Linked DNA regions of Homo sapiens: regions 1 and 3 are each linked to region 2. A link is an interaction called in ENCODE POLR2A ChIA-PET data of the cell type or tissue named here. Cell type or tissue: OCI-LY7. All regions are shown on one strand. Region 1 overlaps ATP6V1G3 (ATPase H+ transporting V1 subunit G3). Region 2 holds the start of LOC124904478 (a long non-coding RNA gene). Region 3 overlaps PTPRC (protein tyrosine phosphatase receptor type C).

Region 1 (8,000 bases), 63 kb before region 2:
ATTGTAGATCTATGGATATAGCAGTGAAAGCCACAAACTTTTTGTTTCATGGAGTTTGTGTTCTGAATGTAGTTGGGGAGATAAAAATAGAAAATGGACAATAAGTATATAATATGACAGGGATGATGGTGAAGAAGAAAGGAGAATAAGGGGTAAAGAAAGATGGTGGATTCTACTTTAGACAGATCAGGCCTCTCAGATGAAACAATATGTGAACAGAGGCCTAAAGGAATAAGGCAACTAGTCATGCAGATATCTGAAGGGGGAGAGTCTTCCAGGCAGGGGGAAGGGTCCTCCAGGCAGAGGGAACAGCAAGTGCAGAGGCCCTGAGGTGGGAGGATATTTGCCATGCTGAAGGAAGAGCAAAAACACCATCATGGCTGGAGCAAAGAGAACAGGATATTCAATCATGAATGTTAGGAGATGGTATTAGAAAGATAGTAGCACGACCAGGTCATATTGATCTCACAGGGCACGGTAAGAATTTTGGTCTTTGGAATACTAAATTCATGAAGGGTTCTTAGCCAAGGCATGACATAATACTACTTGTAATTTAAAAGGATTTCTTGGCTAGGCACGGTGGCTCATGCCTGTAATTGCAGCACTTTGGGAGGCTGAGGCAGGTGGATCATGAGGTCAAGAGATCGAGACTATCCTGGCCAACATGGTGAAACCCGGTCTCTACTAAAAATACAAAAATTAGGTGGACATGGTGGTGCGTGCCTGTAGTTCCAGCTATTTGGGAGGCTGAGGCAGGAGAATCGCTTGAACCCAGGAGGCAGAGGCTCAGTGAGCCAAGATCACGCCATTGTATTCCAGCCTAGCAACAGAGTGAGACTCTGTCTAAAAAAAAAAAAAAAAAATTTCTTTGGCTGGTGTGGTGAAAATAGAAAATACACTATAGGGGTAAAGGAGAATCAAGAAGATCAGTCTGAAATTTGTTGCAATTGTTCAGGCAAATTTAATAATTGCTGGAAATGGTAAAGTAGTAGTGGAGTTAGCAAGAAGAGGGTAGATATATTTTGGAGGTGGAATTGATACATGAGCATGAGAGACAGATATGAGTCAATGATGGCACCAACATTTTATTTTGGGGATGGAGTCAATACTGCAATTTCGTTGATATGCCTATTCAACATCCAATAGTGATGCTGAGACAGCTGGTGTTTATATGAACTTAGAGATCAGGGAAGCAACGAGTGCTGGGAATATCAAGTTTGGGAGTCATCAACTTGAAGCTGGTCTGTAAAGCCATGAGATCAGATGAGAGCACCTCAGAAGTATCTGCTGATAACCAAGAGAACAGGTCCAAATTGGGGTCCGACTTTAAGGATTGAGAAGACAACAGGAAGCCAACCATGAGAGTAGTGTTCCAAAGTCAAATGAAGAAAGAGTTTCAAAGAGGAAAGAGGGATCTAATTATGAATGAGATATTGAATTAATATTGGGTTTAGCAAGACTGGTGATCTGGGCAAGAGGAACTATTGGTGGAGTTATAGGAAGAAGTGTTCAATAGAAAATGGAATGAAACATTGTAGACACAGGGAACATAGGCAACTTCTCTGAGAAGTTTTAACCAACAAAGGGGAACAAAGAAAATAAAATAAGGGCTCAAGGTGGTCAAGTGGATTTGACAGCTAGAGGATTTAATTGTGCCCCCCGAAAACATATGTTGGAGTCCTAACTCCTGGTACCTCTGATGTAACCTTACTTGGAAATAGGGTCTTTGCAGATGTAATCAGGTTAAAATGAGGTATAAGGGATTAAGACAGGTCCTAAATCCAACAACTGGTTCTCTTATAAGGGAAATTTGAATACAGAGGCACAGAGTCAGAGCAGACACACAGGGAGGAAGGCCATGTATTGATGGAGGTATACATTAAAATGATGCAGCTGCGAGACAAGGAGTGCCAAGGATGGCTGGCTACCACCAGTGACCAGGAAGGAGGCATGGGGGTTTCTCCCTCGGTGCTTCCAGAAGGATCCAACCCTGCTGGCACCTTCTGTTTGGACTTCTGGCCTCCAGAATGGTGAGATAATCAATTTCTGTTTAAAGCCACCTAGTATATGGTAATTTGTTACAGCGTCTCTAGGAAACAAATGCAGAGAATCAGCAAGGAGCATAGAGAAAACAATGCTAGTTGAGCATTGGAGACAAAGCCAGATACCCTAGTGTGGTGAAAATAGTAGGTATTGAAATGAATGTGCCACCTGACAAAAATATGCATAAACAGTTCAGAAGCCATTTTTATTTGCTGTATAAACAAAGGGTACTTTGGTAATGTTTGAAGATTTCTGTTAGTAATAACAACTTTTGATCTATTCTACCACTCAGAAAACAAAGCAAAACCAAACCAAACAAAACTTCTTGGCTTTGGGCGATTGTCAATATTGTGATAAAACCAACCTGATTCAAAGAATGCTATTATTTTTCCCAGTGACTACAAACATTGGGAAAGAAATGTCACCAGAAAAACAAAGAGGCAGCCTCTCCTTTGGTGACTGTCACTGCTAGAGCTTCTCTTACACTAAATTTATTTCCTGTCAGATCTCTGCTTCCTGAATGTTTTCTTTTGCTTTTCTTCTACTTGTATTTTCCTTATTAAAAATACAATAAATAGTTTTGTGTAGCTCCTGGACTGAATATAACCAAATGCTATTAATAGATGAAAATGCTCTGTGGTTATTATTTTAATATTACCCACCTGAAGAAATGAAAGCCCAATACACTTACAAATACCCTGTTAGTCTGTGGACTATAAAGGAAGAGGAAGTATTTACAAGCCTACAAAACATGCAAGACAGGGCCATGAAATTCTTATATAACAACTTTTATTTTATTAGTTTATTAAAAGTCTTGTCTTTATGAACAAAAACATCCACTTGCATAGTGAAGAATTTATTAAATTGAGGTGCTTGTTTAAATAATTCAGAATATATGCATATTTGGAAGCAAATAGGAAATTTGCTGATTTAAAAAAATTATTGATGGTTGGCATCCTATAGACTCACAAAAATAAATCTGAATTACAGTATTATCTGATGTATTATCTAGAATGCAGAAATATTTTCTTAAGTATGTATTTTGCCTCATAGTGGACCATGCTTAAGAAATCTCCAGGACTTTTTTGCTGTTTTTGCAACAAAATTCTTTTTATTGGATATTAAAATAATATTAACAGCTAAAATTTCTTGAGCACCTTCTATATGCCAAGTGGTGTTTTAAGTCTTTTATAAGAGTTAACTCAGTTAATCATGACAACTCCATGAGGTAGGTACTGTTAGTATCTCCATTTTGAGGCTGAGGAAACAGGCACAGCAAGGTTAAGAGGTAACCCACCCAAGGTCACACAGCTAATAAGAAGCAGAAGTTAGACTGGCATCCAGGCAGAGCAGCTGTAGGGGGTGAGTACTGACCATACTATTTTGGGAGAAAGCTAGAGCAGTGTGTTCTTCACTTGTATTACAATTGTCTGTAGCTTTTAGACATTTTTAATATAGCTATTTGTTCCATTTTTCTCATATCCAGATTAGAAAATTTACATTTTTTTTTGCTATTTCTTTCAATCTATATCCTGTAATGCAATTTGTAATTTTTAGTTAAGCACAAATGCTACTTTCTGCAGCTTCCAAAGTAAATAAATTGAGTGTTTATTTCTAGGAGAGTATGCCATGTATGTTCAGAAATGATTTGGGAATATGAGTTCTTTATGTGATGTTGAATTGCATGCATTTGAGTATTTCAGAACAATGTTAATGCAGAGCTATAGGGTTTTAAAAGTTTGCAATGGGTGTAAGTGAAGTAAATACTTCTCTTAAAAAAGGTCATGACTAAAAGTAAAAATGCAACATATTTCAGAGAAACACAAGTCTCTGTTCCTCCTGTTGATAATGGTACTTTGAATTTCTAATCTAATTCTGATTGAAGTTTCAGTTCAATACCCCAAACCTGGAGCTCCATGGCAGATCTCTGATGTTTAGGTAACTTGTCTTGGACCAACACACCCACTTTTATGTTTTGATTAATGAACAATTTATTAAGTAAAGAGCATTGAATCTAGGTAAGATAATTTAAAGTAGTGCAAACTACTGTGATTTCATCTAAATTCAACCAAAATAGTAAGGCAGTTTTGCACATAAAAATGAGTGAGAGCTTTAACTAATAAATATAACCTGTAATCAGTGAATACAGGAAAGTATCTGAACATTTCTAGTCATCTTACCAGAAGCAGTCCCAGTCTCTTCGTTTTAGGAAAAGTAGATGCAGAACTTACAGCAGGGGTAAAAACAAATGGAATGAGATCATTCTAGTCTATATCATTCTTCTATCATTATTACTTACAGTAACATACAAAAATACATGACATATATTAAAAATAAAAATAACTCTAGTGTGTATTTTGCTTTACTATCTTACACATATTTTTCTGATTCTTACAACCTCTTGGTCATATGTGTGTGTGTGTGCGTGTATTATAACTTCTATTTTTATTTACAGAAAGAAAGTCTGAAACTTGGAGATGTTAAATGACATTAAGAATTGTAGGTTTTCAACTCAAGCCAATGCTTTTATACTCTACTACTTCCCAGTCTGACTTCCGAAGCCTGTCCACATTCCTGCCCATGTCCCTGTCAGATTTCATCTCTCTCAGTAGCTGGTGGATGTCTTGAGAGCAGAGACTTGCATATTCAATTTCTATAGACCGCGTGGCCTTCTGGAGAGTTCTTGATACATCAGGTTCATAATCCCTTATCAGTATCCCTAAAGGCAAAACACTTAGACCATATACTGTATCATGTAGCAACTGCACCAGGATCTGAGGCTGTTCTCCTTAATGGAATATATTAATATTTTTTCAGCATAATATAAAAATAACCATATTAATCTTGTATTTTCCTGAAATGATTAACATGTGAATTGCTGTTTTCTTTCTCTTTCCCTCTTTCTCGCCCTTCCTTCTTCCTGTCTTTCTTTTTCTTAAAAATAATACACTCAAGAGTCTTGTTCTAGCACTTTATGCCCAAGTTTCTGAGAGTCTTGCAAATAAATGGATTTAAGAAAGAGAAAATGACCATAGACCTTCTACAATGGTGTTCACTATTGTGACTTCTTGGTCCTCATTCTGAATATCATTCTGCCTTAATATGTCAGAATTTCAAATGAATCTTTGTATGAAAAAATAAAGCAAAAGTATATGGGTTTACTAAAATGATAACTATCTTTACCTCTCCTGTCATCATGCCTCCTTTCCCTTTTTAAAATAGTCATTTGTGCATTTATCTCACTGGGAAGTTCTTTAAGGAAGAACTAGGTCTTATTTATCAGTGTAAACATCAAAGTGGCCTGGAATTAGTAGATACCCAATAAACACTTATTGAATTAAATAAATGAAACAAAAACCACTGAAACATTAGGGAAGTTATAACATACTGGTATATAAGGTAATATTTCTATTTTGCCATAGATCGCTTATGTGAGTAAGCTGTTGTAACTATAAACTTTAATACCTGCTGATAGCTTTAAGAAAACAGTTTCTATCCAGTTAAAACTGACCTCAACGCCTGTGGCTTCTGAGGCAAAGAGGACAGGCTGACATTCTCCATAAAACTGAGTGCAGAGGTTAGTTGTTGAAAGTCAAAATATTTTCCAGAATGTCTTTAAAGCCTGGGTATTTACTATTACTGGTTGAATATCCCCTTGAATATTCATGAACAAAGACATGGTAGATTAAGAAAAAAATATGCAGGTATTTTAAGTTACTGGCAAATGAAATGAACATTTTTGTATAGAAATAAGACAGTATGTACTTTTCAATACTGAATTCTGAGGAAAGATTGCCCAAGGACAGCATATTCACTAGAGAAAAGCAAAAGAAATTGGACTTTTATCTTTATTCTGAAATTTGAAGCCAGGTTGCCCTTAGCGGCTCCCACCCCAAAACAGCTTGCATGTATAGCAATTCTTTTATTCTTTAATGACTCGAAAAAAGGAGAAATAGTTGGTAAAAATTATTTGAGTCATACAATAATATTGATTAATCTATACTCAATATTTCATTTTGTATCCTCCATAATGAGAAAGCAAAGGCAACATAACTATCACATCTTTAAATTATCTGGTCTTCTGTTCTGAAAGTTTTAAATATTGTTAAAGAAGTTTTTAAAAAGGCCTGGCACAGTAGCTCACTCCTGTAATTGCAGTAATTTGGGAGGCAGAGGCAGGTGGATCTCTTGAGCTCAGGAGTTTGAGACCAGCTGAACAACATGGCGAAACCCCGTCTCTACAAAAATACAAAAATTGGCCGGGTGTGGTGGCGTGTGTCTGTGGTCCCAGCTACTCTAGAGGCTGAGGTATGGCTTGAGCCTGAGAGATGGAGGTGGCAAGGAGCCCAGATCATCTGCATTTCAGCCTGGGAACAGAAGCAGACCCTGTCTCAAAAAAAAAAAAAAAGAAGAAGAAGAAAAGAAAACCCTGAAATTTTTAAAAAGGGAAAATTCTCTATGCCGCTTCAACCACAGGTCCTGAACTGCTTTGTTTTCTATAAAACTACTCTACATTCATATCATCTTGCAACTATTTCCACACTTCGTTGTAGAAAAAGAAATTGAGAAATAGGTAAAGTTTGCCTTCACTATCTTTCTTCTTCCTTTCCTCTTCTATCATCTCCACCTGGAGTCATTCCTTTTATGTTGTTGATGCCCACATTGCTGAGTGTTCAGGAAATCTATTTATCTTAAGAAAAGGAAATGATTTTACCTGTGGTTGAAAACTTTAGTGTACCTGCCTTATTTCTGACTGACTTTCTTATGTTGTAATATATTCCTTCATTTCATTCATTACGTTTAAATAATTCAGTACCTACTCCAATCCCATCACTACATTCATCCAAAGAGTTACATAAGTAACATTTTGAAAATATGGCCCCTGTTTTGCCAGACTGAATCTAATTGCAGAGGCAGGACACACAAGGAGAGTGAATGACACTACAAATTATTGTAGATTGAATAATGAGGTGATATGAAATGGGATAGTGAAAAAAATGTCTTGGCCTTGGGAATCTGAATTCCAGTTGTAGATCTGAGACATATTAATTTTTTTATTATGCAAATTGTGTAAATTTTGTAAAGCACAGTGGTTAAGATCTGGGCTTGGAAATTATAGCTCATCTAAATCTTGTCTCTACCATTTACCCTCTGTGTGACCTTAGACAAGTTGTATAATTTCTCTAAGCATCACTTTTGCTTTTTCAGTAAAGGTTGTGAGGAATAAAGATAAGCAATGAGCATGGTGCCTGGCACAATATTTTCTATTTTTAAAATATAACCTTGAACAAATCAGTGACTCCATTTCTGCATACATTGGGAATAATGTTAATATCCTATTCATTTGGCTGTTGTATCAAAGAGAATAGAAAAGGTGTTGAAGTTCATTGAGGACATTCTATATGTAAGTACATGAATGCATGACCAAATGAAAAGAGAGCTGAGTACAGTGGCAAGTGCCTGTAGTCCCAGCTACTTGGCAGGCTGAGGCAGCAGGATCTCTTGAGTCCAGGAGTTGGAGTTCAGCCAGGGCAACATAGTGAGACCCTCATCTCTTAAAAAATAAATTAATAAAAATAAAAAGAGAGGTAGAAAATGAGAATAAAATGAAAATATTTTAAAATATTAGATGTTAAAAAGCTACCAAGAGAGGGATGAGAATGAGCCATTATTATTCTGATTTTATGGAAATGAAAACTGATGCTTATAAAAAATAAGTAATTTGCTCAGGTTTACTCACTAATAAGTAGATTCAATCCAGAGGTTTTCTACCCCCTAACAATGTTGAGAAAACAGGCATGGCATAGCCAAGGCTTAAGCCCACATCTCTATAATCTTAATGTCCATGAACACATGACCTCTCAAAAGGATCTGAATGAGGAAACTTCATCCCTGCTCTAGAAATAAGGAACATATGGCTGGGTAATTTTAATGAATGGGTGAAGGTCTCACAGGGA
Region 2 (8,000 bases):
CTCAGTGTTAATGCTAGACACTGCTTTCTCTAATTTTTTGAGTGTTTTTTTTTCCCCTGGCTTTGGATGGATTCCTCACATGCATGTGTTGATCAGTATTCTGCTGAAAAAAGGACCTTCTTCTGCAGGTCTCTGGAGTTGTTTTTTTTGTTTTGTTTTTTTTTGGGTTTTTTTGGTGCAGCTTTCTATTTTCATATACTATATCCTGAAAACTCCAGCTGTGTTGGCCTCCCCAGACTCTTGGTTTCATCTCCTCAACTCAGGAAGTTCTCTAGGCTGTACTTGCATTCCTCTTCCCTGTTCTGAGGTCTGGATTATTTTTTTAAATCAATAAGCTGAGGAAAATTAGAGATCACCTTGATTGACTCCAGTCTTTCAGAAATTATTGTTTTTTATTGTTTGATGTCCAATGTATCGAAGATCATTGTCTCATTTTTTTACTTGTTTTTGGTGACCATGAAGAAAAATTGAGCAGGGTAGGGGATAAAGGAGAGTGTGGAATAGATTTGGTTACATTACTTGAGACCCTCTTTGAATGATTAATGTGAAGATACACTGAAGGAATTGAGGGAGTGAGCCATGAGGCTATCTTGAGGAAGAACATTTGAGGCAGAAAGATAAGCAAATTTAAGAAGAGCAATAGGAGCATGACTGACTTGCCAAAAAACACTGTGGGGGTCACTGTAGCTTGAGACAGTTCACAGGACTGAGAGGATGAGACTGGAGAGAGAACCAAGTGCTCAAATAATACGAACCTTTTAGGAAGAAAGCACTGTGGTTTTATTCTAAGTGTGATGAGAAGCTATTGTAAGATTTTCAGCAATAGTGTATGTGTCAAAGAAAAATATTTAACATTTTAAAGAATAACATGTTGGATGCTGTGTAGAAAATTGATTGCAAGGGGTCAAGAGTAAACGTAGATTTGGACAAGGGTAGTAACAAATGATACAATTATAGAATATCTTAAGGGAAGTGCTGATAAAATTTGATGGATTGGGTGGATATGAGGGAAAAAAAGGAATAAAGATTTATTTCCAAGTTTTTTGCCCAAATCATGGTCTCATATACTAACATGGATAACAATGGAGAGGAAAGTTTTATTGAGGAAAATTGAGTTATGTTAAGTTTGAGATGCAAGTTGAAATGTCAGGTAGGCAGTTATTCAAGTCTGGACACCAAGGAAGAGACGGAATATTTTAGAGTCCTCAGCATACACATGGCGTTGTGTGGAGATCAGTAGGAAGAGTGAGGCTAAATAAGTCCATGGACTGGTTCTGGTGCATTTTAAACTTCAGAGGCTGGAGAATTGAGACTGAATCAACAAAAGACAAAGGAGTAGAAGCCAATGATATGGGAAAAAAATCAGGAAAGTATGGCATCCTGGGAGCCAAGCACAGAAAATACTTCAAGAAATAGGAAGGGGTCAACCATGTCTAATGTTGCTGAGAGATTGAGTAAGATAAAAAGCAAAAATTGACGTTGGATTATTCAAAGTGCAGGTCTTCCGTGATTGTTTCTTATTATCCCACAAAGCCTCAAATCTTGGAGGCATTTCATGTATTAAATTAAATTTATAAGACTAAGATTCTGCCTTCATCCACTATCCCTGAGGTTGAATGATAATTTTACTTTTCTTATGTGTCTGTGATTAAATCCAGAGATACTCGCTGTTTTTCATTTTTCACTCACTAGATTGTTAAAACTTAATATGGGAGCCAGTGCCTTATCATCTGAGGAATGATAGAGGATGTTCCTATAAGGTTTGCCCTCATAAATCTGCATCTGTCTAGCAAGGTGAGGGGTAACCTAGTAGCATATGGGCTCACCTTGTGTCCAGGAACAAATCAACTTGTCTTGATCATAACCTAACGTAAAAAGCCAGACTTATATGCAGAATTCATTTCTCTGTTTACTTTCAAATGTTGGCACACTATGTATGTACCCCAAAAGATACTGGGAATTCACAAAAACCCAAATATACAGTTTGGTAAAGACAATCTACTTTTACCCAGTTAAAGATACTTCGCCACTTCTTGAGAGTAAAAACAATAAGAATAAAACTTCAAAAGAAAATAATTAACTGTAAAGCCTATTTTCCTGTTTGTGCTTTTTACTTTAGATTATTATTTATTTAAACACTAAAGAGGAATTTCTAAAGTAATGTCTATAAGGAAGCAAATGAATTTAGCCAATACTTTATGTGCCTGATTCAACATGTTGGTTAAGTTTTAATTTTACAAGTACAGTTGGCTCACTAAAGCCATTACATTCTTTGTATCTGAGTTGACTGTACACTACACAACAAATTTCTTACTATATCATCTAGATGTCATTTAGGGGAGTTTAAATAATCCACAGGTAATACAACTTCTAAGTGAAACAATGTCTTTATTTTTCAGACTTGACAGTAGCCTTAGTGAAAAAGTACTGTGAAAGTTTTCAAGTGTTAGAGAGAAAGTGGAAGTGGGTGCTTGGTATAAATGTGCCACTCTGTCCCCAGTGCCAAGGGCCCTGTGGTGAAGCTCTTCACAGAGGAAGTTTAGCTCTTCCACAGAGGTGCAAGGAGCTAGCTACCCACTTGATCGTCCTTCTTCCCAACCTTACAAAGGGAACATTCCAATTATCTGACTGAAAAGTGAGAAAAGGAAGAAAATGGAAGAAAAATCTGTTACTTTTCAACCATACAACTTCATATTTTTAAAGTCAGTAGGGGCCAGGCATGGTGGCTCACGCCAGTAATCCCGGCACTTTGTGAGGCTGAGGTAGGCAGATCACTTGAGGTCAAAAGTTTGAGACCACCCTGGCCAACATGTTGAAACCTAATTTCTACTAAAAAACACAAAAATTAACCAAGGATGGTGATATGCAGCTGTAATCCCAGCTACTCAGTAGGCTGAGGCAGGCGAATCGTTTGAACCCAAGAGGTCACACCACTGCACTCGAGCCTGACTCCGTCTCAAAGAAAAGAAAAACATCAGTAGGATTGAAGTATGAAAAGAGCCAGGGTTTTAAATGATAGCTTCTCTCACACAAGAGTGAAGGGAATAGGTTAAGAACCTCTCCCCTACTTTAACACTCTATTTTAAGCATCTTAAAAAATATTACTTTCTTTGCTATCCTTGACTTTAATAAATCATAAAATGAGACTAAAACATGACCCATTCTATTGGGCCTTCAAAAAACCCATATTTTGTTATTGGACATTTTGTATTCAATTAGAGAATCTTTACTGAACATCTCCAGGATGGCTAGTCCTGATCTAGATCCCCAAGTTCTTTAAATAGTGGAGAGGAGCTCAGGCTCTGCTTTAATGAGGGTTTTTGTCAAGAAAAGTAGGTTATACAATGGAAAACAACAACCAACATCTCAGAGACTTAACAGAACAAAAGTTAATTTCTTGCTTGTACTACCTGTCCACAAGGTTTGGCAGGAGTCTTTCTTTCTTTGTTCACTGTAGTCACTCAGAGATCAGCTATCCATCTGCCCCCAGGATCATGTGGCAGGGAATAGGTCGCTTGGTGAATCATACCCGGGCTTTTAACCCTGCCACCCAGAAGTCACACATCACTTGCGTTCACATTTCATTGGGCCAAGCAAGCGTGATGGTGGAACTATTCAGGCTTGAATAGAGAACAACAAAGCCACATCGTTAAACCAGATGGTGGTGGTCAAAGTTCATGGTTGGGTTATCAAGCCATGGTTAGAAACACAGCTGCCGATATCTGGGGCTGTAACAACTGCAGGTCTAATGATCCAAGGCCAGGAACAAAGATTAAGGGAGCACTCTAGGGATGGGAGAACCCATGGTGAGACTTAGCTGCATTGTAACAGAACAGACTTAGAGAGGCAGATAGCAGAGCCTCCCTACAGTATCTAGAATGTGCATCTAGAAGCTTTCCATGCTCACTTCCTGTTTCCCCTGGTATTTATTCAAATGTCAATTACAAAGAACACAAAATGTCTAGTACTTTATAGCCTCCTTATGTTTAGGTTTCACTCCTGACCTCAAAGACCTTAAAACTAAGTAGATTCTGAATTTTTCAAATTATTTCAGGGTATTGCAACAATGGACATTTTATTTGATTGTATACTTATTTTTCTACTGGAAACTGTACTTGAAAACAGTTAACTAAACATCTATTTACCCTCTCACAGTAAAATTTCTATGGCTATTGTTCTGGAGGTGGAGTGGCTAATATTTACTGAGCCCTTTCTCTCTGCTAGACATTTGATAGGCATTGTAATACAGTAGTGGCCCTTTATCTACAGAAGATACATTCCAAGACTCCCAGTGGATACTGAAACCTTGAATAGTACCAAACAAATTGACATCAATTGAAATATATTTCTGTTCATGTCCTCCACCCACAATTTTTTTTTTTTAAACAGCGTCTTGCTGTGTCACCTAGGCTGGAATGCAGTGACCTGATCATGGCTTACTGCAGCCTTGACCTGCAAGGCTCAAGCAATCTCCTGCTTCAGCCTCCCAAGGAGCTGGAACTATAGGTGTTTACCACTACATCCAGCTAATTTTTTTGTTGGAGCCCACACACAGAATCCCCACTGGGGTGCTGCCTAGTGGAGCTGTGAGAAGAGGGCCATGGTTCTCCAGACCCCAAAATGGTAGAGCAACTGACAACTTGCACTGTGTGCCTGAAAAAGCCACAGGCACTCAACGTCAGGCCATGAAAGCAACCATGGGGGCTGTACCCTGCAGATCCACAGGGCCGGAGCTGCTCAAGGCCTTGGGAGTCTACCCCTTGCATCAGTATGCTCTGGATGTGAGATATGGAGTCAAAGGAGATTATTTTAGACCTTTGAGATTTAATGACTGCATTCCTGGGTTTTAGGCTTGCATGGGGCCTGTAGCCCCCTTGTTTTGGCAATTTCTCACATTTGGAATGGGAGCATTTGCCCAATGCCTCTACCTTCATTATATCTTGGAAGTAACTAGATTGTTTTTGATTTTGTGGACTCATAAGCAGAAGGGACTTGCCTTGTCTCAGATTACACTTTGAACTTGGACTTTTGAGTTAATGCTGGAATTAGTTTAGACTTTCAGGGACTGTTAGGAAGGCATGATTGTGTTTTGAATTGTGAGAAGGACATCAGATTGGGAAGGGACCAGGGGAGGAATGATGTGGTTTTGCTCTGTGTCCCATCCCCAAATCTCATGTTGAATTGTAATTCCCGACATTGGGGGAGGGACCTGGTGGGAGGTGATTGGATCACAGGGTAGGATTTCACTCATGCTGTTCTCTGATAATGAGTCAGTTCTCACGAGATCTGATGGCTTAAAGTGTGTGGAACATCTCCCTTCACTCTGTCTCTGTCCTGCCACCATGTGAAGAAGGTATTTGCTTCACTTTTACCCTCCACCATAATTGTAAGTTTCTTGAGGCTTCCCAGTCATGCTTCCTGTTAAGCCTGAAGAACTGTGTAAGCTCCTTTTCTTTGTAATTACCCAGTCTCAGGTAGTATTTTACAGCTGTGTGAGAATGGACTCCATGTGGGCTCCAACTCCACATTTCCCCTCATTGCTGCCCTAGTAGAGGTTCTCTATGAAGGCCCCTCCACTGCATCAGACTTCTGCCTGGACACCCAGGTGTTTCCATACATCCCCTGAAATTTAGGAGGAGGTTCTCAAACCTCAATTCCTGCCTTCTGCGCAACTGTAGGCCAAACACCACTTGGGGCTTGCATCCTCTGAAGCAATGGCCCTGGGCCTGGCCCACAAAACCATTTTTTCCTCCTAGCCATGGGCCTGTAATGGGAGGGGCTGCTGAGAAGGTTTCTGAAATGCCCTGAGACATTTTTCCCATTGTCTTTGCTATTAACATTTGACTCCTCTTTACTTATGCAAATTTCTGCAGCTGGCTTGAATTTTTCCCAAAACATGGGTTTTTCTTTTCTACTGCATGGCCAGGCTGCAAATTTTCTAAACTTCTATGCTCTGCTTCTCTTTTAAATATAAGTTCAAGATTCAGATAATCTATGTTCATGCATATGAGCATATATTTTAGAAACAGCCAGGTCACATCTTGAATGCTTTGCTGCTTAGAAATTTCTCCCGCCAGATACCCTAAATCATCTCTCTCAGGTTCAAAGTTCCACAGATCTCTAGTGCAGAGGCAAATGACACCAGTCTGTTTGCTTAAAGGATAGCAAGAGTGACCTTTACTCCAGTTCCCAGTATGTTCTTCATCTCCATTTGAGAACACCTCAGCTTGGACTTCATTGTCCATATCACTATTGGCATTTTGGTCAAAACCATTCAACAAGTCTCTAGGAAGTTCTAAACTTTCCCACATATTCCTATCTTCTGAGCTTTCAAAACTTTTCTAACTTCTGCCTATTACCCAGTTCCAAAGTCAGTTGCACATTTTCAGGTATCTTTATAGCAATACCCCACCCTTCTGTTACCAATTTTCTGTATTAGTGTGTCCTCACACTGCTATAAAGAACTACCTGAGACTGGGTAATTTATGAAGAAAAAAGGTTTAATTGACTCATAGTTCTTCAGGCTTAACAAGAAGCATGAATGGGAAGCCTCAGGAAACTTACAATCATGGCAGAAGGTGAAGGGGAAGCAAACACTTTATTCACATGGTGGCAGGAGAGAGAGAGTGAGCAAAAGTGGAAGTCCCACACACTTTTAAACCATCAGATCTTGTGAGAATTCACTTGCTATCATGAGAACAGCATGGGGGAAATCCAGCCCCTGTGAGTCAATCATCTCCCAAGAGGTTCTTCCCCCAACTTTGGGAATTACAATTCAACATGAGATTTGGGTGGGGGCAGAGCCAAACCACATCAATATTTATTGCCTTCTTAACAAGATGTCTGGAGTAGGATATTTCAGTTTTGATTTATCAGAATTCTGGGTGAATATTTAGTGATTTATAGGACTTCTTAACACTGCTACCCAGAAATGACACCTCACTTGCATTCCCATTTTATTGGTCCAAGCAACTATGATGACAAGACTATTCAGGCATGAGGAGAGACAGCCAAATCACATTATTAAACCAAGTTGTGGCTCATGGCTCACATGTCAGAGAACACAAGGAGAAAGTGAAGCGACATCTACAGTAGAGCAAGGGAAAGACTAGGGAGAACAGGATAAGGGAGAGAGTGAGGAAAGAGCGAGACAAGAGGTGGTATATCTGACTCTCTTCTTTTATCAGATAAGAAACATCTTTCTAGGAACACATGCAGCAGAAGCATGCTTTCACTCACTTCTTGTTGGCAATAACAAGTCTACCTGGCACTCCCTAGCTATAAGGGAAGTTGAAAAAGGAAGTATCTGACTTTTTAAAAATTTGTTGTGAAAAGAGAGAGGAGTTAGGGAACCCCCATTAGATAATTTAGTCAACTATGACTTCCATATTCCTCCCACTCAATGGTAAATGATTAAAAAGTAGTTTAGTAGGTCAGCCCCAGAATTCACTTCATTACCCAGCTTCATCATCAAAACTATACTTTAATTCAAAATTCAAAATATTATGTCATCCAGTTTATCAAGAAGCCCATATAGTTTTGATATTTTCTTTTGATTTCTGTATGAATTTGTCATGAAACTTTTAATTTCTTTACAAACAGGTTTCTGATTTTGAACCTTTCCACCTTCAAATTTCACCCTCACCCTCATCACCCTCTTCAAATTCAAAGCCTCAAGTCTTGTCAATCTTACCTCAAAACTATATCTGGATCCTGTTGATTTTTCTCCATCTCTTTCTTTCCATTCTTTTTTCCAAGCATCAAGCATCATTAATTTTCATTTTGACCAATGCGCTAGCTCCCTGGCTGATATCCTTACATCAGTTCTTGGATCTCCATAGTACATGCATCATATTATGCAAAGTTTTTAAAGGAGAGCTTTTAAAAATGTAAGTCAGATTAATTTTTTTTTGAAAAATAGCAAAAAAAAAGGAATAAAAATGTAAGTTAGATTTTGTAACTCCTTGCTTAAAACTTTTGATAATCTTCCCATTGTGCAA
Region 3 (8,000 bases), 57 kb after region 2:
GTAAATGAAAGAAATAGCATTCCATCTAGGTAAAAGAGGAATCAGCATCATTGAAATGTGAATAGCTGTGATTCCTCCTTGCTGAATGGTAACTTTAGAAGAGAGGGAACCCAGGAGTCCATCCAGAGGCTCAAGGAATAAGAGGTTCTCACCCATAGGAAGATGAAAAATACTTTCAGGGTGACCCATGAGGGAAAATCACCAAAGCCTTTGAAATAAAAGATTTTCCCTTTTCTAAGAATAAAAGATGGTGTTATGTCAAGGGCGGCTCGATGGTGTGGATGAAAGAACTATTGGGAATGGCTACTGAAAGATCAAAGGCAAGTGGAACCTCAAAATTCTGGAAGTAGAACGAGTCAGATACAATATAAGAAGTACTTCAAAGGCAAGAAAATAAGAATAATAAAAATACCTTTAGTTGTCAAATGTAAAATTTGTGCCAGTTTTGTCACATTCCATTTTTCAGGAACACTGTAAAGGTATTTTCTATTAATATCAATTTAACTGTACATATCTTCCCATCTATCTTAATTAGTCACTTTTCAAGAACAAATGTGTTATGCTCAAAGCATCCAAAGGACTTTTTTGTTAGCCTTAATAAAATGCTTTCTCTTAAACTAAATTTTAATTTAGTTTACATGTCTACGTATAAGGTGGTTATAGAAAATGAATGTAAAATCACTTCATTAAGTGTAACAAAACAAAATAATATGAGGAATTGTTATACTGTTTAAGCATTTGAAAAACGATAAAGGAGTATAGAAATTTTGTTACCACTACTATGATTAGTTTCTCATTTGGTTTTTCACTTTAAGAATTGGAATAAAAGTTGAAATCTTGATTAAAAAAACAAGAAATGATTCACAAATTATTTTACAAATTGAAATACTGAAATACAGAATGTTCAACCACTGTCAACATGAACTCCTATTCTGTAATTAATCTATTCTATAAACATCTGTATTTGCTAAAGAGCAACAGATCAAGGAAAAGAAAAAATAATCCTTGCCATCCATAGAGCCATGATTTTTGTGGAATCTTCGCTCCAGTTTAAGTTTTGTCAGTGTCTGGAAGAAAATACTTCCCATGGATCATCTTTTTGCTAAAGAGTATTCTTTACATTTTAAAACATATGAATATTTACATAAAGGTGTTTGTGGAAAAGGAAATTATGTGCCTTTTATTTTAATTCACCCATTATTCTATTCCACATGTAAAGTAGAAAATACTACTTTAAGACAAAAGTAAAGCATTATTTATTTAAAGATCTATTTTGTCCATGAATTTTATCAGAGGTAACGCTTCTTAATGTTATTCAGTGCCATAACTTGCCTTTTTTCTAGGCCTCCATTTTATGAACTGAACATCTGGATTTGATGGCAAGAAAACATTTCCTTCCGCTGGCTTTTCTAATAACTCCCTCTTACAGATATGCATGCCTCATGTTTGTTAATAAAATTGACGTGATTTTAATATCTGGTATTTTAACACACTGTGAATTATGGAATTTTCAGTGGCTTTATTTAATTAAATGCATTTTAAAATCCTTACAAAAAAATATTAAGAGTAACTCTAAAATGTATTAGAGCCACAGATGTTTTCCTTTATAGTGTTAATTGATTTAAGGTCCATCAAAATGCTGTTAAAATGTCTAGAGGTTAACAATAACAGTGGCACATGGGTCAGATTAAAATTCTTTTTGAGTAAAATAAATAAATAAATGACAGCTTATTTTCTTCTGATTTAAAAAAATTAGCTAGTGGATTGAAACAACAATGTGATAGCTAAGATTTCATTCTCTCACTTTATAATGAAAGGAGATTTAAAATTAGGGATTATATGGTACACGAAAAATTTATATACACAGATTACAAGTACTAGTTTTTTTAGTGAAGAAAAGACAACTATATATTTTCTCTTTTTATCTGTTGTCCTATTTTACAATTGTAGCAATTAATCTGCCAAACTCTTTAATCAATAAAATATGGTATTTAACAACCAAATTTGGCCCCTCCCTCCCCTTAAATATATTTCCAATGCTCCTTGCTCCATTTTAAACCTGCTGTCCTTTATAAGAGAATAATATATTTTGTAATTTGAGAAAATCATGCAAAGGAAAGTTTCTCAAAATTCACATTAATATGTAATAATAGTAATAAATATGTATAACCATAATATCTTAGAATTTTACAATATTTTATAGAAAACATGAATATTAAAGTGAAAATTTAAACACATCAATTTTTCATGTTAAAATTACTAAGAATGAACTACAGATTCATGAATACTAAGGGCAACTTTTATCTCAGGAAATATATCAGTGGACTGAAAATGTCAAATCAATTCAATTAAATCAGTAATAACACTTTGCTGTTTATGTGGCTGTTTTTTCTTCTATTTTTATTGTCTTAGATTGCATGGATACAATCAAAATAAGTTAATTTGTATACAGGATATAAATGGACCAGAGAATGTGTCTTCTATTAAATAATAACAAATAAGAATACCTTTTATTTTGTGATGGTCTTTACTATTTACTGAGAGACAAGTATTGTTCAAGTTGCCGGTTTTTTTTAATTAGCTGACATATTTCCTGCTTTTATTTGAGTTAGAATTCCTGTACCAAACATTTTAAAAAGAGAAAAAAAATTAAAGAAAGAGAAAAGGAATTTGGAAACTACTATAATGTAAAGTAGCATTATTTATACAACAATTAATTTTAGAGAAGCAAGAGACCTTAGAAATAATCTATTTCAACGCATCTATTTTACAAAAAAGAAAATTGAAACTCATAGATATTTAGTGACTTGTCCTTTGTTACACCAAAAATGAGGGAACTTGGTCTAGAATTCCTCCAGCATATTATGAGGTATTTGTTCTGTGGCCTGATACAATGAAATGAATGTTGGATTAGGCATTTTGGGACAAGTTTTGAATCCTAACTCTATTACTAATTCCTCTTCACTAGACTGAGATTCTGGTATGTGGTATTCAATAAGTGACTTGACTTCTTTAAGCCTGGTTTCTTTTTCAGTGAGATTTACAGCTTAGACTAGTTTCTGAATCTTGACCCTGTGGACAATCTAGTTGGAGAACTGAGATGACCTGGGCATTGTAGGATGTTTAGCAACATTCCTGCCTCTGTAAACTAGACACAGCAGCACATTTACCCAACCTGCTCTGACTGTGACAACCAGAAATGTCTCCAGGCATTGCCAAATGTCAACTGAGGGCAAAATTGCCTACCCTAGCCACCTTAACTGAAAACTACAAACTTCATTGAAATAATTTCTTTATGGCTCCCAGCAGTAACACTGTGCTATTCTAGACCAGTTGGTTAAACTACTGGATGCTTCATCAGAAAGCACCCACTAAGCATCACTCACCATGAAGTTCGTTGGGTACTCTATACAATGAACAAAGGAGATATCACATAATTTTTAAAAAACTTAAAAGATTCACAGGTGAGAATTTTGTAGTAACAATTAAGTATTAACTATTAGAAAAATTTAAGAAGTTTTAACAAAATGATATAAAAATATATTCACTATAAGTAGGATGTAATTTTTGTCCTGTAAGAGTTATCCATGTATTTACGAATTGTACCTACCAGAGGTTACAAAAATTTGGTCATTATTTGAAAGATTAACAGGGACTTATTTCCAATCATAGATGTTCACTATACTATTCTAAGACATTTGCAACTGTGTAAGGCAGTCATTTCCAGTAAGAATTGCTAGAACAAACATTAAGCATTTCACAGTGAAAAGGGTCATAGGTATATTTTCATCCTTTGCATATAGAAGAAATAGCAATCTATTATTCTCAGTTTTTGACTTAAAAGGTATTGTTGCTTCCCTTTCTTTCCCTCCCCTACTCAAGTTTTTGCCCATGGATCCAGATACCTACAAGGGCCTAATACAGGGAAAGTGCACTGTGTATGAGCTATGAAGGCACAATGGAAGCTTGCCTGGCAATCAGTGCCAGAACAGACAGCTAGTCTGATGAATTCTGCTACACATCACAGGGCTACTAGTTTTTTGTTTTTTGTTTTTTTTTTTTTTGTCATACATTACTGCAAGTTCCCTGAGGAAGTTTACTGATCTGTAGTTTTACGAGAAATGCACGTCATGGAGGTGGCGTGGGGGAGCGGGTGAACAAGGAAACTTTAGTTGCTATAAAACAGGAGCTGAGAGCTCAAGCAGGTTGGTTATGTTCTGCCAGATGGAGATAAAACTGTGGCAGCCACATCCTGTGACTAGAAATTGTTTAAGTAGGCAGACCTGTTGGAGGACTAAAGAACATTAGGCAAGGAGATTAAATTAGTGTAGGAAAAAAAATCAGTTTTGTTTAAAACGAAATATCTACTTGTGTTAATAGAACATTCTAACTCCACCATAGGATGGAATCAAGAGGTTTTTTTTTTAATACATATAGTGTATATATATAAATATATATATACACACACACACACTGTATGTATTCCTATGTAGATTAAATATTTTGATTTACCTCTTTCTAGTAAAGCAAAGTTCATTCTGAAATCCAAAATATTCACTTACTAGAGCAGAAAAAAATTAGCTGTGCATTTATGCTGATCACAGTGTAGATAATTAATCTTTAAGAAAGTAGGTTTTTATGTTTATAGTTGATAAAGTGTTAGTGGCAAGAACTTTTTCTGTTATTGAATATTATCATCAGATTACTCGTGCTTTCCATTTTATTCCTTTAAAAAAATCCAACTTTTGTAAGCCACCACTATTTTCTGAAGATTTTATTTCTCTCTAAGCTAAGAAAGGATGTCAAGAATAAACCATTTTCTCCTTTTAAATAAAAATGCATTCACTATAGATATTCATTTGAAATCTCAAACATACCTGAATTAAGTATACTCAGTTTTGTGAGTGAAAATTAATTATTATTTAAAACAAAACAAAACAAAAAAAATGTTCAGTGTTTTCATTTTACTTCTCTTGCTGCTTTTGGGCTCTGACTGGGCCCGGAAGCAGAAGTTGCAAAACATTATGAGAAAACTTTTGCTCTTTTCTTTTTTTTCTTCAATCTCCACCCATATGGAAATACCAGAAATCTGAAACCCCATTCTTGCTAAATATTCTTCTCAGGATTGTATCTCTACTGCAGGTCTTCTATGACGTTTTACAGCTGGCCTCTTTCCATTCAGAATTGCTGTTCATCTTTGAATGTCTCTGCTTTACTCCTGAATGAACACAAACACATTTTTTTTAGGTTTCTTGTTGACATTGGCTTTCTTTATAGCCCATAAAAAATGCATTTGTGGCATCTCTTCCACAGACAAAAATAGTATAATTATGATTCAATACTCGATGAATGTGTGTTAAACTAAACTGTGCCCAAGCTCTGTGCAACAGTACAGGTTTTTCACCTTTCCAGGGGAGAGATGTGGAGCACATATACATTTCAGCCATCCTACATGCCCACAGGGACATCTTTCTGGTCTGTCTCATTGGAATACCCTTCCTTATTTGGTTTTTAGTTTCTTTCTGCTTTAAGCACCTTTCAGAGAGAGAGAGATGTTTTCCTTTGTCTTTGTATAGGCAGTGCCTATCGTTACAGAGTAGCCTTTAAATACATATTTGTTGAATTAATAATGATACACATGAACTGATGAGGCTCTATAATTCTATGAGATAATCTGGTATCGTGGGAATATTTTAGCATGTTTTGTATAGATAGACTGACACTATGACTGGTAATCTGATAGTAAAAATGGCAAAATATTGAGCCTGAGTATTATTTTATTATGTTGCTTTCTTATACAAGGAGGGAATAAAATAAAGTGATGTGGACTGTAATTGTGCTCATGAAAGACACAATGTATACATACCTCCTTGAGACGGAATGATAAGGATAACGTAGAATGTTTACCATGATTTATCAGTCTCTCCTATATAAGAAAAATATTTCTTGTCCTGAAGTGGTAACTTTGGTGAAGTCTTTTGCTTGCTCTTTTACAGACTAATTAACAAGTTTTCTATGCCGGCTCTGTCCTTTCCTCTCCTCTCACCCCTGAAAAGTGGTTAAAAGTTTGGCATTTGTTACCCAGAATACTAAATGTAACACATATGTGGCAAGATTTGATGGAATTGCACTTCTGTTCTTATTATGTTCCTTTCTGGAAAATTATGACAATTTGTGTCCCCTTAGAGAGTGTAGCACAGTTTTCTGGTTGCTCCTCATGATAATCCAAAAAAAAAAATCCAGCTAACCCTTACCTTTTAGAGTAAGAATCTTTAGAAGAAAGAGTGCTTTCATCAAATCATTTGAGAACGTTAAGTTGAATAACTGATACGGTACTACCCTACAGACATGCGCAGGAAGTATCTGCATTTCTGTGGCGTTCTGCTAAGGAAAAGAATTTTCTTTCCAGACAAGATTTTTCAAAATCATATTTTAAAAATATCTTAATGATGAATTTGAAGTTGAGAACCAACTTATTTCAAGTAAAATTAAAATTTTGAGAGATAAGAGAATATACTTTTTTTAAGGTTAGAACTCAGAGGCCATTATGACAATTAATGGGCTAGTGGAGACACCTGGTCTCTAAGAAGGAGACACCAGCTTCTTCATGTTTTGATTTCTGCCTTGTTCTCTTGTCTGTCACCACTAGACACATACTATTTTATAGTAATTACTTGCATATTTTGTAGAAAAGGCAGCTGTGTTTTCTACAAATATTTCACAAATGTTAGTATTGCTCTATGCCAAGGAACAGAAGACAAATTTGTGGAAAAGATACATGTGGCCCCTCCCCAGGTGGGATTTCTTGTGTAGGCCCCATGCAGTGGAGGGACAGAGGGGGCCAGTGCTCATTTTGAGGACACGATAGTTCGGACTGTCTGAGGAAATCGACAGTGTGTGTTTAATGACCAAACCAACATGGCTTTGAAGAATACATATATATTTTTTTTTTTGCTTTTTTTTTTTCATTGCCCAGGCTGGAGTTCAATGGCATGATCTCAGCTCACTGCAACCTACGCTTCCCAGGTTCAAAGAATTCTCCTGCCTCGGACTTCTGAGTAGCTGGGATTACAGGCATGCACCACCATGCCTTGCTAATTTTGTATTTTTAGTAGAGACAGGGATTTTCTATGTTGTTCAGGCTGGTCTCGAGCTCCCAACCTCAGGACCTCAGGTGATCTGCCCGCCTTGGCCTCCCAAAGTATTGGGATTACAGGCGTGAGCCACTGTGCCTGACCAAGAATATTTTTCTTAATTTTTCTGTAAAACTAGTTGTTTTAGTTTTCAAAGAAAGATATTTTGGTAGTTTTTCTTTAAAATGCATATCATCATACAGAAATCATTGTCCACGTATATGGACATATATATCTATATAAATAGATTATATCTATATAAATATATAGATATATTTGTCCATATATATGTCCATATATATATATATATATATATATATATATATATATATGATCTTTTTTTTGATATAGTGTCCTAGACCTGGAATTCCTGTGTTAAAAAATGAAAACATTTTCAGTCTCTTCATATATATTGACAAATGGCTTTCAGAAAAGTTGTTTCCTCTATTCTCTTCCTAACATTGTATGAGTTTCCTTTCACATACTTTTGTCAGAGTTTAATTTTATCATTTTCAAAAGTGTTACTTTTATAAAAACTGGTATTTCTTCAATTTACCATTTTGTGATTAATTTAATTTTTACTGTGTTCAGGGTTTTATCATATGCTTATTATTTACATTTCCTTTGTGAATTGTGTTCCTATGATTTGCACATTTATCTTTTGTGCAGCTGTGTTTAAATTTTGAATATAAAGTTATATGAAAGAGGAAATATGTAATTTACATAAACACACCCAAATATATGTGTGTGTGTGTGTGTGTGTGTGGTGTGTGTGTGTATTCTGTGTTGAAATAAATGGTAGAACCAGGACAACAGGTAGAGGTTATGAGGTTGTCATCTGTGACACAGTCTAGAGGAGAAACTGTG

The links. Peaks named below come from ENCODE experiments on the same cell type or tissue, not always from the same donor. Only the 100,000 strongest peaks of a DNase experiment are listed, where the experiment ranks them.
Region 1: POLR2A ChIA-PET joins it to region 2 with 22 read pairs; 6 of 35 experiments call an interaction of 5 or more read pairs at or near these places.
Region 3: POLR2A ChIA-PET joins it to region 2 with 15 read pairs; 9 of 35 experiments call an interaction of 5 or more read pairs at or near these places.

What each region holds. Positions count from the first base shown.
Region 1 is chr1:198,532,456-198,540,455 of GRCh38, forward strand. All of the region lies in intron 1 of ATP6V1G3 (ATPase H+ transporting V1 subunit G3), which reads right to left. Among named protein-coding and RNA genes, the nearest start is that of ATP6V1G3, 4.2 kb to the right of the region's middle. In OCI-LY7, no CTCF peak of the experiment used is centred here; DNase peaks (open chromatin) are centred at 2,636 and 3,376; H3K4me3 peaks cover 1,340 bases; H3K27ac peaks cover 1,380 bases.
Region 2 is chr1:198,595,356-198,603,355 of GRCh38, forward strand. LOC124904478 (a long non-coding RNA gene) reads right to left here and starts at 3,513. Exons shown (of 2, transcript XR_007066781.1): 1 at 3,411-3,513; 2 at 2,369-2,628. In OCI-LY7, CTCF peaks have their summits at 743 and 3,757; DNase peaks (open chromatin) are centred at 686, 2,516, 2,896, 3,636 and 2 weaker places; H3K4me3 peaks cover 5,015 bases; H3K27ac peaks cover 5,527 bases.
Region 3 is chr1:198,652,604-198,660,603 of GRCh38, forward strand. All of the region lies in intron 2 of PTPRC (protein tyrosine phosphatase receptor type C), which reads left to right. It overlaps PTPRC-AS1 (PTPRC antisense RNA 1), which reads right to left. Exons shown (of 3, transcript NR_199042.1): 3 at 4,950-5,218. Among named protein-coding and RNA genes, the nearest start is that of PTPRC-AS1, 11 kb to the right of the region's middle. In OCI-LY7, no CTCF peak of the experiment used is centred here; DNase peaks (open chromatin) are centred at 4,218 and 5,088; H3K4me3 peaks cover 4,502 bases; H3K27ac peaks cover 6,689 bases.